Regions from separate parts of the Homo sapiens genome. Here region 1 is linked to region 2. A link is an interaction called in ENCODE POLR2A ChIA-PET data of the cell type or tissue named here. Cell type or tissue: MCF 10A. All regions are shown on one strand. Links, peaks and the distances in the headings refer to the core of each region. The heading gives the core; the rest is flanking DNA. Region 1 holds the start of GSN-AS1 (GSN antisense RNA 1). Region 2 holds the start of RAB14 (RAB14, member RAS oncogene family).

The links. ChIA-PET counts read pairs that join two places held together with the same protein. Peaks named below come from ENCODE experiments on the same cell type or tissue, not always from the same donor. Only the 100,000 strongest peaks of a DNase experiment are listed, where the experiment ranks them.
Region 1: POLR2A ChIA-PET joins it to region 2 with 19 read pairs; 10 of 35 experiments call an interaction of 5 or more read pairs at or near these places.

The regions. Positions count from the first base shown.
Region 1 is chr9:121,282,081-121,290,410 of GRCh38, forward strand. All of the region lies in intron 2 of GSN (gelsolin), which reads left to right. It overlaps GSN-AS1 (GSN antisense RNA 1), which reads right to left and starts at 3,450. Exons shown (of 1, transcript NR_103560.1): 1 at 1-3,450. RefSeq lists enhancers at 1-593, 2,677-3,177, 3,992-5,191 and a silencer at 5,331-5,625. In MCF 10A, for the core only: a CTCF peak has its summit at 5,553; DNase peaks (open chromatin) are centred at 321, 4,421, 5,101, 5,461 and 1 weaker place.
Region 2 is chr9:121,198,314-121,206,643 of GRCh38, forward strand. RAB14 (RAB14, member RAS oncogene family) reads right to left here and starts at 3,556. Exons shown (of 8, transcript NM_016322.4): 1 at 3,326-3,556. It also overlaps a transcript of GSN not described here and the pseudogene RN7SL181P. RefSeq lists silencers at 2,738-2,987, 3,008-3,477 and enhancers at 3,170-3,669, 3,488-3,707, 3,978-4,137. In MCF 10A, for the core only: a CTCF peak has its summit at 3,846 (motif pointing right); a DNase peak (open chromatin) is centred at 3,648.

The DNA of each region.
Region 1 (8,330 bases), core at 168-8,167, 84 kb after region 2:
CCACCTGACTATCAGATTCACAGGTGACCTGCTGAAGTAGGTGGGGAGGTGGGGGGAGGAGTGCAGAGTCCTGGGCTGGAAGCCAGGAGACTGGCTCACCTCCCAGCTTCAGCCTCGGTTTCTCCACCTGTAGGATGGGTGCCTTGGTCTCCCCCTACCCACCTAACAAAGCTGCTGTGTGGACCCAACGAGCTTGTAGATGCCAAAGGGCTTTGTGACCAGTGAGACAGGAAGGATCACTACTAGGGGGAATCGCCCAGCTTCCAACACCCAAACAGAAGTGAATTTCTAATGAGCAATTGTGCAAGAACCCAGGAAAACACCCCTCCAACCCACGCCATCCCTTTTCTGCCAAAAGGAGAAGGGGATGAATGAATACAGGACTTACGCGTCTGCTGTGGCCCAGCTGGCTTCCAGATGGTGACATGAGCCACCCACAGCCGGAGCTGTTCCTCTTTCCCAAAGCTCAGGTGAAAGGGCTTTTTGGTGGTCCCCAGGATGTTGTGCCCCAAAAGCCAGGGATTCCCAAAAGGTCTGCCGGGCCCAGAAAGCTGACTCACCCCATCAGCGGCTATCCAAAGGTTCTGCTGACAAAGAGGTAGCCCTAGTGCTGCCCTAATAGGAGGACTTGAGGGCCGGGTCTTGGCTCTGATGCATCTGCCTTTGAGACTGAGCCCTGATAACTCCAAAAGCCAAGTTGCCTCAATGTAATCTGTCAACAAAAAGAATGTTATGCTCTGTTGATGCTTTTGGTGACTATGACACAGGGGCCCTGTCTTCCGCAGACCCTGCAGGGCCAGGCTGGCATAGACCCAGCTGAGCAACCGTCGCCTGAGAGCTTTGCTTATTCATCCCTCTTTACTCCTCTGCCCCCTGCAATGTACCAGCCCTGTGCCCACCTCCACGGAACCTTGGTTCAATCAGGGAGGCCCCAGTGACCTCCTCGATGTCCAATCCAGTGCTCTTTCCTCAGGACTCCATGTGCCAGTCTCTAGTGCAGTTCCAGAAACTCCCTCCTTTTGCTTCTGGGAGGCTGCACTGTCTGGTTTATTTCCTCTTCTCTTTTTAGTTAGGGCCCTGTTTTTCCTCCTGACTTTTTTAGTTAGGGCCCTGGTTTTTTCAGTTAGGGCCCCTCCTCTCTTTTTAGTTAGGGCCCTGTTTTTCCTCCTGTCTTTTTTAGTTAGGGCCCTGGTTTTCTTTTTCTTTCTTTCTTTCTTTTTCTTTTTTTTTTTTTTTAGACGGAGTCTTGCTGTGGTGCCCAGGCTGGAGTGCAGTGGCACGATCTCAGCTCACTGCAACCTCCTCCTCCCAGGTACAAGTGATTCTCCTGCCTCAGCCTCTTGAGTAGCTGGGACTACAGGCATGTGCCACCATACCCGGCTAATGTTTGTGTTTTTAGTAGAGACAGGGTTTTACCATGTTGGCCAGGCTGGTCTCAAAGTCCTGACCTCAAGTGATCTGCCTGCCTTGGCCTCCCAAAGTGCTGGGATTACAGGTGTGAGCCATGACGCCTGGCCCAGGGCCCTGCTTTTCCTGCCTCAGTGTTCCCTAGGATTCTGCCCACCTTCTTGTCTTGATTTATGTATATAGGTTCATTCATTCATTCATTCATTCATTCATTCATTCATATATTCATTCATTTGAGAGATATTTAGGCTCTGAGCTGGGTGTTGAAGAATCAGCAAAAAACAAGACTTTCCCATTCCTCATAGGTCTTCAGTAGATCATTATTTACACTGAAGATTAATTCTTGCTGTGAAGGAAACGATCAGGTTATGGGAGCGTTTGGGATTGGGTGGGAGTGGTGAGGTCTTATCTGGACAGATCAGGGAAGCCTCCCCTAAAAAGTGAGACCTGAAGAGGGAGAGGGAGGTGGCTGAGTGAGCAGGGAATGGAGGAGCCCCCTAGGCAGAGAGGCGACCTGGGTAAGGCTTTAGTGAGGGGGAGTCCTTGAGGAACTGAAAGAAGTGAGGGAGGCTGGCCAGGGAGGGGGGCGTGGCAAGAGGAGGGCCTGGGGGCCAGGCAGCACCTAGGTTATGTGGGCCCTTGAGTTTGGATTTTATGCTAGACCTCTGGGAACCATTGGAAGTTTTAAAGCAGGAGGGTGACTTGCCCAGATTTCATTATCAGAACCCTTGAAAGGGACAGACACAAGGACCATCCTGATAAGCCATGAGGGTGCAATTTTTGGTTCTTCCACATCAGGGTATCCTGATGCTGTGCCTTGGTACGGGGCTTGTCATTGGGCAGTCCTGGGAAATGTGCACTTTCCCAGGATTCTCTCAGCTCTTTGCATTTTTTAGTTTACCCGGCCAGTCCTTGCTAAGCTGCTGCAGTGGAGAGGGAGGTGAAGCAGACACCACCGGGCCCTCTGAGATCCACTCTAATCCAAGACGGAGACAGTGGAAGTTAACGCCCAGAGTGCTCTGTGATAAGTGCCAAGGGGCTCAGGGAGACAAAGAGTGCTTTTCCTTACTTGAGAGTCAAAGAAGGCTGAGAAGGGGGAGTTGGGCATTCCAGGCAAGAAGGCACCGTAGGCACAGGCTTGGCCGCTGGAAGAGCCCACTGCGCCTGGGGGCTAGTGAGCAGGAGTGTGAGGGTTGAGGTGGGGAGCTGGTTAGAGAGGTTTTGAATGCTGGGTTTCTATCCTCTGGGTACCAGGGAGCCATGGACAGGTCCTCAGCTGAGGAGTGACTTGATCCATGGGATTTCAGAACAATTAGTCCATGGCAGGCAGAGCGGAGGGTGGATCAGAGGACAGCAGCACTGGGAGCTGGTTGGAGAGAATGAGTACCATTGCTGAAGCCTTGTCACTCCCCCCACCGCACACACACAGCAACATCCTCAACGCCCCTTTCTGTTCCATACCTCTGTTCGGTTATCCCCGAATTGGCCGGCCAGCCTGAGCTGTCCAGAGCCCTTTCACAGCAGCACTGGGGTGTGTTAAACCCTGGGCTCCAGAGGCAAACAGGTCTGGGCCTGAAACATCACCGTAGCCCTGACTTGCTCTGTGCCCTTGGACAAGTCCCTTACTCTTCTCAGCCTCAGTTTCCACATCTGTGAAATGGGGGTGATAATGGAGTTGGTGATGATTAAACAATGGGGAAATCAAGTCCTTAGCACATGTCTGGTGTATAACGATGGCTGTGTTAGCTTTGTGTCCTTGTTGATTGTAATGGCCCAGTCCATGTTGTAATCTGCCCCTCAGGGAGTTCTTGTCTTTGGACATAAATCTGAATTCTCAACTAGAAACAAGATGTCCCCAGCAGCCCCAAAGGAAGCCTCTAGTGGGACACTGAGGGGATTGGACATGCTGTTACCCACTGGGACCCGGCACAGGGCTGGGCACACAGAAGCCTGGACTGGGTTTTATTTGTTCCTTTATCCCCAGCACTCAGCACAAGGCTGGTACAGCATGGCCAGGTGGCTGGGTTCTCAAAAATACTAAACAAAAAAATGAAATTAAAAAAAAATTATTAATCTTGGACATCATCCCCCAGCACCTTTATTTTACAGCTGAGGAATCTGGGGCCCAGAGAGGAACAGTGGCTCATCCAAGGCCACTCAGCTCCTCAGTGGCAGGCCCTGAACCTGTTCATTTCTCCCTGCTCACATGTTTATTACAATTCTAATTTTTGAAATCCTGGTAAGTTAAAAATGGCATCATGTCCCACCTCCCTAATTTACCTTTGGGGAAACTGGGGCCCAGAGAATGGTAGTGACTCCTTCAGGTCCTCAGAGAGGGAGAAGCAGGAAAAGGGCCTCCTCTCCACAAAGCATACCCCCACTAATCAGCAGTAGGCAGGCAGGTTCTTCCCCCCAAAATTGACGGCCTTGTGCTTAAGGAAGCAAAGTGGAGTGTGAACAATAGTTTCCTGAGGAAGTGTTGGGTTTTAATTGTGTTGAGGAGAAGAACCATTTCCGGAACTGTGTGTGCCTGTGATGCCTGCGGAGTTGGCTTGGCACAGCTATTTCCAGACTAATCCTGAGTCCTATTTATAGGCTGAGATGATTAGGTTGGCCTGTGTCAGGAGAGGCCCACATAGCTCCCCCCAGCCTCGCGATGGCCGAGGAAGAAGCCCTCAGGGGCAATTCTGACCCATGGGTGAGTAGCACGGGATCTGGGGTGGTCCCCGAAGCCAGCTCAGAGGAGGGACGCCAGGGAGACCCGAGGGAAAGTCCCGCTCCTGACTCCTAGTTCAACACCAGCCAGGCCCCCTGCAGAGATGAAACCAGTTCCAATTCTATTCTCTCCCTGCTTAAAAATCCTCAGTGTGTCCGGTCAGGCCAGGACTCCGTAGCAGTCAGACCCCTTCTCCCCGAGGTATCCACTGTCTCAACCCCAGCCATGCTTCTCCAAACTGTTTACGCTTCCTTGTGCAGGCCACACCCCCAAGCCTTTGCGTCTGTTGTTCCCACCTTCCCAAAAGGGAAACTCCATTTATCCTCCAAGGCTCTGCCCCAATGCCCCTCCTCCGTGGCTCTGTTGGGCCATGGGTGCTCCCTCCTTTGTGCTCCCAGGGCCCACAACTGCTTGAATGACTATTGGTGTTCCTGTTTGTGTGCCCTCTGGGCCGGGAAGTCAGAGAAAGAAAGGAGACAATTTGTGATTGAACAGCCACTGTGGCCATCATTCTCCTTACCTGTCTGATGAGAGCTGATCTTCATGCCACTGTGTACAGTAGGTATTTTTTAAAGGTGTGTAGAAGTGAGAGTCAGACTTCGGACTTCAGAGTCAGACAGCCCTGAATTCCTAATGGTGTAACCTTGGGCTGAACCTCTCTGAGCTTTTGTTCCTCCGTCTATAAAAGGAGACAATGCCAGCCATGGGTTTTGGGGAGGATTCAACAAGACAATGCTTATAAAGTACTTATCATCACAATGGGCTTCTATGAGCATAGGAGGTGTTATTTGCAGATGGGGACGTTCATTCCGGGGACGTCCCTATCTAGGGCCCCACACAAGGGAGTGGCTGAGACTCCAAGTCTTGGAGCCTCCGACTCCACCCTGTGTTCTCCCTCCCCTCCCTCTCTTGGCCCCCTGGGCCTATTCTCTTCCCCAGATCAGGGAAAGCTTTGTTTGGCGATTGTTTTTCCTAAGAAGTTTCCTCTGTGGGGCCTCTGGGTGACTCAGCCCTGAGTCACCGGGAGGCTGAGGACAGGGGGAGGAGTGGGAGGGAGGCGGAGGGAATGGAGAGACGAGAAGAGGAAAGGGCTCTAATTCTAGCCCTGGCTCTCCCACTGTTTGATCAACTAGGTCTGACCAGGCCCCTCTCCTGCCTAGCCTCAGTTTCCCCAAATGTGAAAGGAAGATGTGGGCCCAGTCCTGGCTGAGCCTCAGAATCAGAGGTTCCCGGGCCCCACCCTAGACCTACAGACTCAGAGGCTAGGGGTGGGGCCTGGGAATCTATTGTTTCCTGAGCTCCTTGGGTGATCCTGCTGCACACCTGGTCCACAGAGGTGTTAGGGAACTGCTCGGCTCAAACTGGCTCCCAGCTGGGCCTCAGAGCAGCTCGGCCTCTGATTGAACTTCACTGACCCACAGGGAGCGCCCTTCTCTTGCAGAATGCTTTGGCAGAATAGTACACAGGAAGCGTGTGGGCTTTTTTTTTCTTTTTTTTTTAAAAACAGCTTTATTGAAATATAATTTACATGATTTATTGGAGTAAATTTACATATAATTTACATACACATAATTCACTCAATTCAATAATGTTTAGTACATTTACAGAGTTATGCAACCATCATCACAATCCAGTTGAGAAGATTTTCATCATCCCCAAAAGGATCCCTCATGCTTGCTTACGTCCATCTCTATGCACACCCCATAGCTGACCACGCATCTGCTTTCTGTCTCTTTGTTGTTTTATTGTTGTATTTTTTGTCACCCAGGCTGGAGTGCAGTGGCGTGATCTCTGCTCACTGCAGCCTCAACTTCCTGGGCTCAAGCGATCCTCCCACCTCAGCCTCCCGAGTAGGTGGGACCACAGGCACACACCATCATGCCTGGCTAATTTTTGTATTTTTTGTAGAGATGGGGACTTGTGGTGATGCCCAGGCTGATCTTGAACTCCTGAACTCAATGGATTCCTCCCGCCTCAGCCTTCCAAAGTGCTGGGATTATAGGCATGAGCCACCTCACCTGGCCTGCTTTCTGTCTCTCCGAAGATCCAGAGCTGTGTTCATTCCAGCTGGCCCTGTGACCTCATGCAAATTATTGCCCTTCCATTACTCCTCTGTATGAGAGGGAATAATCCTACCCTCCTTGTAGGGGGTTGTTTGAATTTCACTAATGTGCACAGTGTCTGACGCACCCGAGGAGCTGGGCACGTGGGAGGCTGGTACGCAGGGCACAGGACATAACACAGATGCCCAGGTACGGTTGGCACAGGCCTAGCAAACATTTTAAAGCACTCACTCTGTGCCAGCTTCTTAGATTAAGCATCTTACATGCATTACCTACTTTAATCCTCGGTGAATGTGAGTATCAGTTTCATTTTATAACTGAAGAAACGGGCACTGAGACGGGAAGTCACTTTTACAGGCTCACATAGATGATAGTTGATAGGGCTGGGAGTCCATCTGAGAGCCTGTCCTCCCTAAACATCATCCTGTCCCCTTCCTGATGTGAATCACCAAGCAAGGGACAACACAATTCATAGATCCAGGACAAGGTTTATGGCACATACTTCTAAGGGGTGGGACCTGGTATCATGGACACGGCATTCAAGAGATAGTACATGGTATAGAGTCTGTCACAAAACAGACATCACATGGTGCATGAAGCATGACCCAGGGGTAAGAGGCATGGGATGCCGCTAAAGGGAGACACACAGGACAAAGCAAGAGGAACGCAGGGCCTGCTACGTGGCACAGTCACAGGGTATGTGACACTGGGCATGACAAACTCTATGATGCAGAGACATGGTACTTAGGATTTGAGACTTGAGCTATGGCAACTGGGCAGGCTCTTGGCCACAGTGGGACCCTTTGTCATCAGGGATCCTCCATTATGTTGGTGCCTGGGGCCCCAGCAAGCAACAGCAGGAACCAAGTTCCTCCTCCTCACAAAGGCAGTCTGTTTTTTTTTTCTTTTTTTTCTTTTTTTCTCCCTCCTCCTCCCTGTCTCTTTGGATGCCAAAGAGTGGGAGGGGCCCAGCGGAGTGGTGGCCAGAGTAACCCCCCGCCATCCCATCAGCTCAGACAAGGGTCAAAGCTTGGGGCCAAGCCCACGGCTCAGGAAGGGTTTGCCAGGCCCCCAGATCCCCTCTCTCTGAGATAGCTGTGAGCACCAGTGTTGGCTGGGGTGAAAGCCGGGTAATTTTCCTCTAAGCTGTCCTCCCTCCGCTCCCCTCCCTGCCTGCTGGTGCTGGCTGTGAGCACGTCTGCATTCCAGAGCTTAGGAGAGAGAGAACCTGCTGCTGTTAAGGTTGAGGAAGTAGATTGCTAACAGCTGCTGTAGGAGGGGTTGGATGTGCGGAAGAGGAGGCCGTGGATTGCAGGCTAACATTTCTTGAGCCTCTTGGCACCTGGCACTCACTACCTCATCTTGTCTCATTTGCATAAAGCCCCAGTAGCCCGGTGAGGAGACAGGCCCAGAGAGGCAAAGAACTTGCCTAAGGTCACACAGGGAGGCAGAGCCAAGGCTAGACCTTGGTCTCCCGGAGGCAGGCAGGTGAGGTTGTATAGAGGTGATGGCACAGGGGATGTTGTTGGGGGGTTAGTGGGCAATGAGACTGCAAGGGCTTGTGGGCCCCATATCACAGAGGACCGAACTCAGGAGTCCTGACTTCTTTCTGTCTGCACCGAGGTCTGCAGAAGGGATGATGCAATCTGTATGAGTGACAGGCCCAGTGCAGAGAGAGTTTAAGGGAGTGAGGGAGCTGATGTTATGATCCCAGGGAAAAGATGGGGACACCAAACCAGGACAGTGGCTGGAGTGTGGGGGTGAGAAGTGGGTATAAAGTGGAGAGGAGATGAGCTTGGTCTCTGCTCTGGTCTCAGCCTTTATGTACTGTCTTGGTGGGATGACCGTGGTTGGGTCCTGCCTCCAAGGGTATCCCAGAGGGTTCTAGAAACTCCCACATGGACAGGCACTTGAAGGATAGTGCTGGTGATTGGGCAGGTGCCTGGATGGAGGTGAGGCCTAAAGCACACCCGGGGACAGAAGGCAGCACCCACACGGGAGCCCAGCTTCGTGCCAGGGACTGTATTTTAGGTGCTGGATCTTGTTTAAATCTTCCGGCTGGCTATGATTATCCTCTAAGCTGGGGAAGGAAGAAAAGCATTCCAGTACTATACCTCTGTTTGGGTTAAAGGAGGGGAAAGTAT
Region 2 (8,330 bases), core at 285-8,284:
GAGGAATATCTTATGAAGCCAATAATACGATTGGGTTCAAAATAGAAAAACCAACACTCAATAGTAGAGGGCATATTTTTGGGAGTTTTTTAATAGCTTAACTACTTACTGTTTGCTCTGATTTTAAAAACTGTTATACAGCTATTCTACTCCTTAGAACCTATGATGTTACTGTATAATTTTTACATAGCTGATCCAAGACATAACAAGGGAAAAGCAACCCATTAAATATTCCAGGTAATTTAATTCTTATCCTTGTTATTTCCACTGATAAGTTTTTTGTTTGTTTTTTAACATGCACGACGTTTTGTTAAAAATACCAGAGCTGAGATGGACTGCTTCTGTAGTTCCAACATAAACATATCTGTTAAGTATCTACTAAGCACAAAGCATTGTGCCAGGCTTTAGCAAGACAGCAATGATCAAAAAAGACAACACTGTCTCTGCCTTCGTGGAACTCAACAACAGAAGCATGCTGACTTGCTTTAGAGGCCCACTAAAATGGACCACTACTACCTGATTTGTCAGTCAGGCGGATAAAACTTCTGTAGTTAATCTAATAATCTAATCTAATAAAAATGAGTGGTCAATTTCCTCAACAGTAGTACAAGTAGCCCACCCACTTAAAAAAAAAACCTTACTTTTGACAATATACTTAATGTCACTTTTATATAAATAATGTGAATCATTTTTAAAAGCTGGATTGCTTAATGTGGCAAAAGTAACTTTGATGGTCTTCTATATACAGGAAATAAAGTATTCTAATACTGGACCTCTGTTTACAGAAAGAAAGCACTTAACAACCAAAAAGCCAAAAAAAACCCCTGCACTTACTGCTCAAGTTAAAAGGATTAATAGTGAAAATTTTACTACCGATATTGTGTCTGAGATTTGCTTCAAAATAATTTGGCAAGGAGGAGGCAAGTGTATATTGATGAAGCAAGACTGATCACTGTTGACACTGGCTGATAGGTATATGAATGCTCAGTATGCTACCTGATTTTGTATATATTTAAAATTGTCTAGAATAAGAAGCTTTTTAAAAGTCAAGTACAGTACCTCTAATACTTCTATTTGTCAAACTGTTGTCTTTAGCCATGCCTGGCATTTTTTACCACATAAAAATGTTTCAAGCCTCTTTTAAAAAACATGAAACATCTCTCAATAGCCCAAGTTTTCACATTTTATTTACCTTAATCAAGTTTCCTCCACTAGCACAATATCTTACTGTGACTATGCAAAGATATTTGATATTGATAAAAATGAACACTCCAAATTCTGTTGCAAAGTTGAAGTATGCAACAATGATAAAGTTTAACTGTAATACAAAAAAAGCAACAACTTTTTAAGATGTAGCTTTAATTTCAAGGGATTTTTTAATAGCTATTATAATCTAAGGTTTTACGTCTTTACAATAACTGCCATTTATTGAGGGCCTAACACATGCCAGCTACTTTATAAACAGTCTCTAATCCTAAAAACTCATTTTTCAGATAAGGAAACCGAAGTGATCTACCCGTGGTCATACTACTACTAAATGGAGAGCTAGAATTAAGGCCCAGGTTTAACTCTACATGTAGCTCTCCAAAGCTATACTCCTCTCTCATTCATTCAAAAGATATTAAACACCCACTATGTGCCTGGCACTGTTACAGGCACTGATTTACTATATGCCAAGCAATGTGCTAAGGGCTTTCTTTAAACCCCATTTAATCCTAGCAACAACTCTAAGATGCAGGTCCAATTATCCCCTTTATAGATAAGGACACTGAGTCCGAAAGGTTAAGTAACTTGCTTAAGATCACTTAACTAGGAAGTGGCAGTACTGGAGGGAGAACCCTTGACAGTATGACTCCAAAACTCTTAACCACGACATACCTCTAGGCATGATCAAATAAAACTGCCTAAACAGAACTTGGAAGAAAAAATTTGGAAAGGCTTGGGGGAATAAAGGGGTAGGAGCTGGATTACTGCAAGGTCAAGTTTGTCTTCAACAATCAAATCTAAATAAAAGGCAGTTGTTCCTCTACAATATTTACCTTAGAAAAATAAAAGAATTTTTTAAAGGCAGTTGGGATAGTAACGAAATGAGCAGTAAACTTTGCAAGAGTTCAAATCTGGGCTCTGACACTTGCTGTGGGGTCACCAGGAAGGCACCTGTCCTCTTGGAACCCGTTTCTTCTTCATATATGAAACTGAAATCCTGGCATCTCTCCTTTGGGGTTTGTAAGCATGAGGATTTGCCAGTGTAGTGGTTGACTTTATGGACTTTAGGTCATAAAAGGGTAATCAGCTGTCATCCAATGCGAACACAGTAAAAAAGGAATAAAGTTGTAACTACATTATAAATGGTCATGTCTGTAACCCTAGCCTAATTTTTGAATGTAGTACAGAAACCACCAGCCACAGTGTGAGCCGAAGCCAGTTTGTAATGTACCATCAACAGCCAGACACACATCACAACTTTAGGCCTCAGTTTCCTCACTTATGAAGTGGAGACAACTTATCTCCGAGGGCTACGCGGGGCAAGATAAATAGGTACAAAAATACATAAATATGTACCTGGCCCACAGTTAAAACGCTTAAAACACTCCAGCTCTGTCGTCTTCTCTTAGATTCTAGAAATGCCACAACTTTCTCTTATTTCTAGATGCTCTGTAGGTTCAGGGCCGTAGAGGCTGTCCACGGGCCTCACAGGAACGCACCAAAACCAGGACATCGCAAGCACAGGCGCACAGACCCAGACCCCGGCCCCGGCCCGGCCCGGCTGCAGGGCCGGGCTCCCCACATCGACAAGGACACCGGAGCTGCCCCGAGACGCCAAGAGGGCTGCGAAGAGCTGCCTTTGTACTCAGAGCCAGACGCGGCCTACGGGACGGGACCGCCACGTCTGGGGCTTGCGGGCTGCAGGGCGGCGCGGCACGCGTGGGTACACCCTGCGGGGGCGGGCTGCGGCCGCGGGGAACAGCGGCGAGAGGGGGGCCCGCGGGAGATGCGGTCCTGCCCAGCCGCGCCGAGAAGGCGGGGAAGGCGAGGCCGGAACACACCCTTCCCTGCACGCCTCGGAGCGCCCCGCCGGTTGGGGAGGGCAGGAGGCTCAGGCCGGAGCCGCGCAGGGGACACCTCCGCCCCCGCCCAGGAGTCCTGTCAGGCCGGCGCCGCGGCGCTCACCGCCGACCCACGGGCTAGCCACGGCCTGACGGGGCCTGGCCCCGGGGCGCCGCCCGCCTGCGGCCCAGTCTCCACCGTCCCCACACACGCCCCTCTGAAGAACCCGGCGCGAGGAGGTATCAGCCGGCCGGACACTACGGAAGGCCCGGGTTACCTGGGGGGTTGCTGGTGGCTGGGCAGCTTTCCGGGCGGGAGGGGGGCGTCAGGACCAGGAACAGGAGTGCGGACGCAGCGGGAGAGGGGGCGGGGGCGGTCGACCGAGGCGCCGGCAGGTACACTGGCAGGCCGAGAGGTGCAGACGCGCCGGCAGCAGTAGCGGCAGTAGCAGTGGCAGCGGTGACTGCTCCTGTGCTCCCTCAGTATCTTCCTCGGGCTGGTCCAAGATGGCGGCGCTCCCTGCACAGGGTTTCCTGTCACCCTCGCAATGGGCCGGACCACAAAAGAAGGGGGAGAAGATGCGCGCGCAGCTGGCGGAGCCCGGAAGAGGGTGGCTGAGGCCAGCCCGCTAGCCACGCCCCTTCCTCAGCCCTCACCTCTGGACTTGTCGCGCCGCCGCTGAGGCCCGCCCCACGGGCGCTCGCGCCCGGAGGGAAGGTGGAAAGCGCGTATGCGCAAGCGCAGTCGCGTGTCCTCGCCTCTTGGGGGAGCTACTGCGCAGGTCTGCGTGGAACCTGGTGGGGTGCGCCTGCGTCTTGGAGAACTAGGGTTGTCGCTCGTGGAGACTTTTGAACAATTTTTAAAGCCAACATTTACCACTTATTGGACGCTTACCGTATACTGGCCACCATGCTAAGCATGCATTTACTGCATTCATTCAACGTGTATTTATGGGGGCATTTACTGTATATACCGCTGTATGCTTCGTATATACCGGTCCTGTCCAACAAACGTCGGAGGCACGCATCCCCATTGTATCCATGGAGAAACTGAGGCTCAGGTTGGTCAACTCTCTTGTCCAAGATCACGCAGCTAGGAAGTGACCCTGCATTTCATCTCTATTTTGACTTCACTTTGGGGTTGCCTTTGACAGGGTGAGAGAAATGTGATATTTTTCACAATTTGTCTACCACCTGCCATCTTCCAACTTGCTCTGCCATAATCACTGCCCCAGAAGGTTTCGTGCTTTTCGGGTGCAGGGACACGTTTTGACTTTCTTGGACCCTGAGCACTTTTGCCTTGTGGCTTGTACATTACACACACACATATATTTCACACACATGTAAGTTAAATATATGTATAAATATTTAACATATTTTACAACTGCATTGATATAAACATGACGTATCAATATTATATAACAAAATATTTTCTCTGACCTGAAAGTTCATTTTTTTCTTCTGACTTTAAAAGAATGTAAGCCGGCCGGGCGCGGTGGCTCACGCCTGTAATCCCAGCACTTTGGGAGGCCACGACGGGCGGATCACGAGGTCAGGAGATCGAGACCATCTTGGCTAACACGGTGAAACCCCGTCTCTACTAAAAATACAAAAAAATTAGCCGGGCGTGGTGGCGGGCGCCTGTAGTCCCAGCTACTCGGGAGGCTGAGGCAAGAGAACGGCGTGAACCCGGGAGGCGGAGCTTGCAGTGAGCCGAGATCGCGCCACTGCGCTCCAGCCTGGGCAACAGAGCGAGACTGTCTCAAAAAAAAAAAAAAAAGGAACGTAAGCAAGGAGGGCTGGTAGTCTGCGCCTGTAATCCTAGCTACTGGGGAGGCTGAGGAGAGAGGATCGCTTGAGCCCAGGAGTTCTGGGCTGTAGTGCACTGTGTCACTAGATAGAGTGTCTGCACTTAAGTTCAGGAGGGAGGGACCACCCAGGTTGCCTAAGGAGGGATGAACCGGCCCAGGTCGGAGATGGAGCAGGTCAAAACTCCCGTGCTGATCAGTAATGGGATCATACCTGTGAACAGCCACTGCACTCCAGCCTGGGCAACATGGGGAGACCCTGTCTCTAAAATAAATAAATATTCATTTTTGTTGGCCCCTAAAAGTATTGGAGGCCCTAAGCCCTGTGCATACTGTACTGTGCCTAATGGATAAGGTGGCCCTGCCTTAGTTCCCCACCCCCAAATTAAATCAATCTTTCTCTTAGCGTTCAGGACCTTTTATGAACTGGTTCTGCCATGAACAAGTGAGATTTCACTGTAAAAGTGTGTGCCAGTTTGTACATCTCATATTTTCAGAGACCTGGGTTCGAATTCCTGCTCTATAATCTAATGGTATGCAGTTGTGCATGTCACTTGATTTCTGAGATTGTCAGTCTTTTCTGCAATATGAAAATAGTAATATCTCTCTCAAATAGGTCTTTGTGAAAATTAAATGGGATAGTATATGCAAAATATCTGGTATATAATAAGAAATGGAAATGATTATTACATGATAATCTAATCTAAGGTGATATTGAAATCCTTTTGCAACCCTAGAGGTCTAGGCTTCTATTTCCACATTCTTTAATAAGTATAGTTTGTTGTCACACTTTAACATTTTTGAAACTAAGAAATTTGCCTGTGCCAAGTAAAGGAGAAAACTGTGAACCAATGATCATTAATTGCCCAGGTATGAACTTAGACCTGGCTAGTAAGTTTCCTTATAGCCATTATCACCTGAAGGGAGATCTTTATGTATAGCTGATGTTTATTCAACACTTACTATGTACCAGCAACTGTCCTAAGAATCATGCATATTTTCTCATTTAATCCTTACCACATCCGCATGAAGTCAGTACTATATTTACCCCATTTTATGAATGAAAAAACTGAGTGTCATACAGATCTAAAGTCGTTTAGGTGAAAATTGGGTGGGACTTAAATCTGGCAACATGTGACCTCAGGGCTGTACTAAGCCCTATTCCATTTCCTCCCTTATTTGCTCTTGTTTCACAATAGCCAGCTTAAATGCAGGTCCCTAACTGCTGCTTTCCTATGTGAAAGACATTACACTTTGATGCAGCTTTGAACAGAAACACTCTTGTGGATGCAGAGTGCCTATCACATGCTAAGGAATGCAATTAAAAAACAGTAGGAATGGTCAATTCTTTTAATAAGTCCCAGAATTTTCAAAGTGAGGAGAGTGTATGTGACCAGTTGCAGCATAATTAAGAGGGACTGTCCATTGGGTGCCAAACATCCATTGGGGTTTCTACTTAACTTTTTTAAAAAGTTGTTTCTATAAGAAGAGATGTATACATGGAATAGTCACTGCAGCACTGTTTGTAATAACAAAAAACTAGAGACAAACTAAATGTCTATCACTAGAAAGCTGTAATAGTAAATTATAGTACATCTATATTGTGAAATACTATGCAGCCATCAAAAAGAATGAGGCCCATGTATATGTCCTGATATGGAACAATGTCTAGGAAATACTTGGAGGGAAAAAAGCAAGGTGCAGAAAACTAAATAGTATGCCAACATTTGTTAAACTATAAGAGGAGGGCAAAGAAGACATGTATGTTTATGTAACTAGACATTGAGAGGGGTTTATTCCATGTATACATCTCTTCCTATTGTCCTGGATCTGTTGCTGAAGCCCAAACTTGAAAATAAAAAGCCCACAAGGAGCTCACATTCTACACTGAAAAAACTGCCAGTGGCTGGGGCCAGCTACCTTCTAGCAGGGAATTTGAAGAGCAGTTGTTGAAGAAGTCAGCTCTTGACCAACTTCTACCTCCACTCCACTACTCCCTCACCTATTCCCCATTTCCAACCCCATCCCCACAGACACACCATCACCAGTAATCTGTGGAAAGAAAGATTGGAGACATGGGAGGGAAGTCAGCCTTTAGGGAAATTGTAATGTCATGGAAAGAGACGCCTTCTTTCTGTCCCCTCATGGAGACTGTGTCCTCATCTAGAACCAAAGGAGAGGGGCTCCAAAAGAATCACCAGTGAGGATTGGGTGTGCCTGCAGGAAGATGGGACTGACAACTCCCTGGATATCTATCTGTTTGGGCAGCACTGATCTGCTCTGCCCTATTGCTTCCTGCACAAAGGAGAACACAGATGGAGAGAGACAGCACTGGAGGGGCTTTGGATGGTGTGGGGAGAACCTTAGATGAAGAGGGGCTGAAGTTGCTTCCCCTTATCCCTTCCTCCCACCTTGACTTTCTAGTCCCAGATTGGAGTACGGCAAAGAAGTGTCCATCAGAGAGGAGTGTGGCATAATGACACAAGCTAACCATCTGCTGGAAGATATAGCAAATGTGTGAGGGGTCACCTGTTCCTGGGAAGATGCCTGGAATCCTCCAGGTGTGCAGGTTGTTTGTCACCTGCTCTGGCTTCATTTCTGCTTGTATTTTTATAAATTGTTTTGTAAAAAGTAGATGTTATTTTATCCTTCATCTCTTCCCAGAGCCTAAACAATTAAAGTCATTTTCAGATCTCTCTGTTGTGTTTATTTAAACAAAATTAATTCATCTCCTCATTATAGGCTTAATTTTATTTGTTCATTTTCCTCTTATGCTTGTGAATTTTGGTTCATAGGCTTATCTTGAATTGGAGATTCCCCCCTACCCCTATGCTTGAATCTTTTTTGTTTAGTGGTTTTGGAGTTGCCACCGAGCCACACTCAGACTTTAAAATACTGGTGTCCCAATTCCTGAAGCAGTATTGAAGATTTAGAAGAACTAATACAATTTGTACTCTAAATTTTATTACCACATGTGTGTTCTACCTAATTTAAAAAACGAATATATTTTAATGTAGTTGATTAACTTCCAGTGATACATAATTTAATTAAAAAGAAATGGTCAAAAAAGCTAGTTTAACCAAAAAAAGTTGAGATCAGGTGCGGTCATGGTGGTATGGCTGTCGACATTAACCAAAACAGAAACAGCAATTAATATACTTCAAAATTTAGTAGGTTGACAAAGAAATCAAAATCAAGGGCATGAGACTCATTCGTCTCTGGGTATGAAAAAGGATTAGATTCAACTTATCACACTAAAAAAAGGTGATGCATAAATGTAACAATAAGTACATTCTGTATTCAATTGTAAAAGAAATTGTGTGTCCATTGAAATAGTGCCCTTTCATCTCCCCATACACCTTATACCACCCCCTCCCAAAAAATATCCTCTCGTGTCACAGCTTATGAGGGCATGACATTAATGAGGTAAAAAGCAAGCTTGAAATTTTCCCAGGAAAGCACCCTACCGGAGACT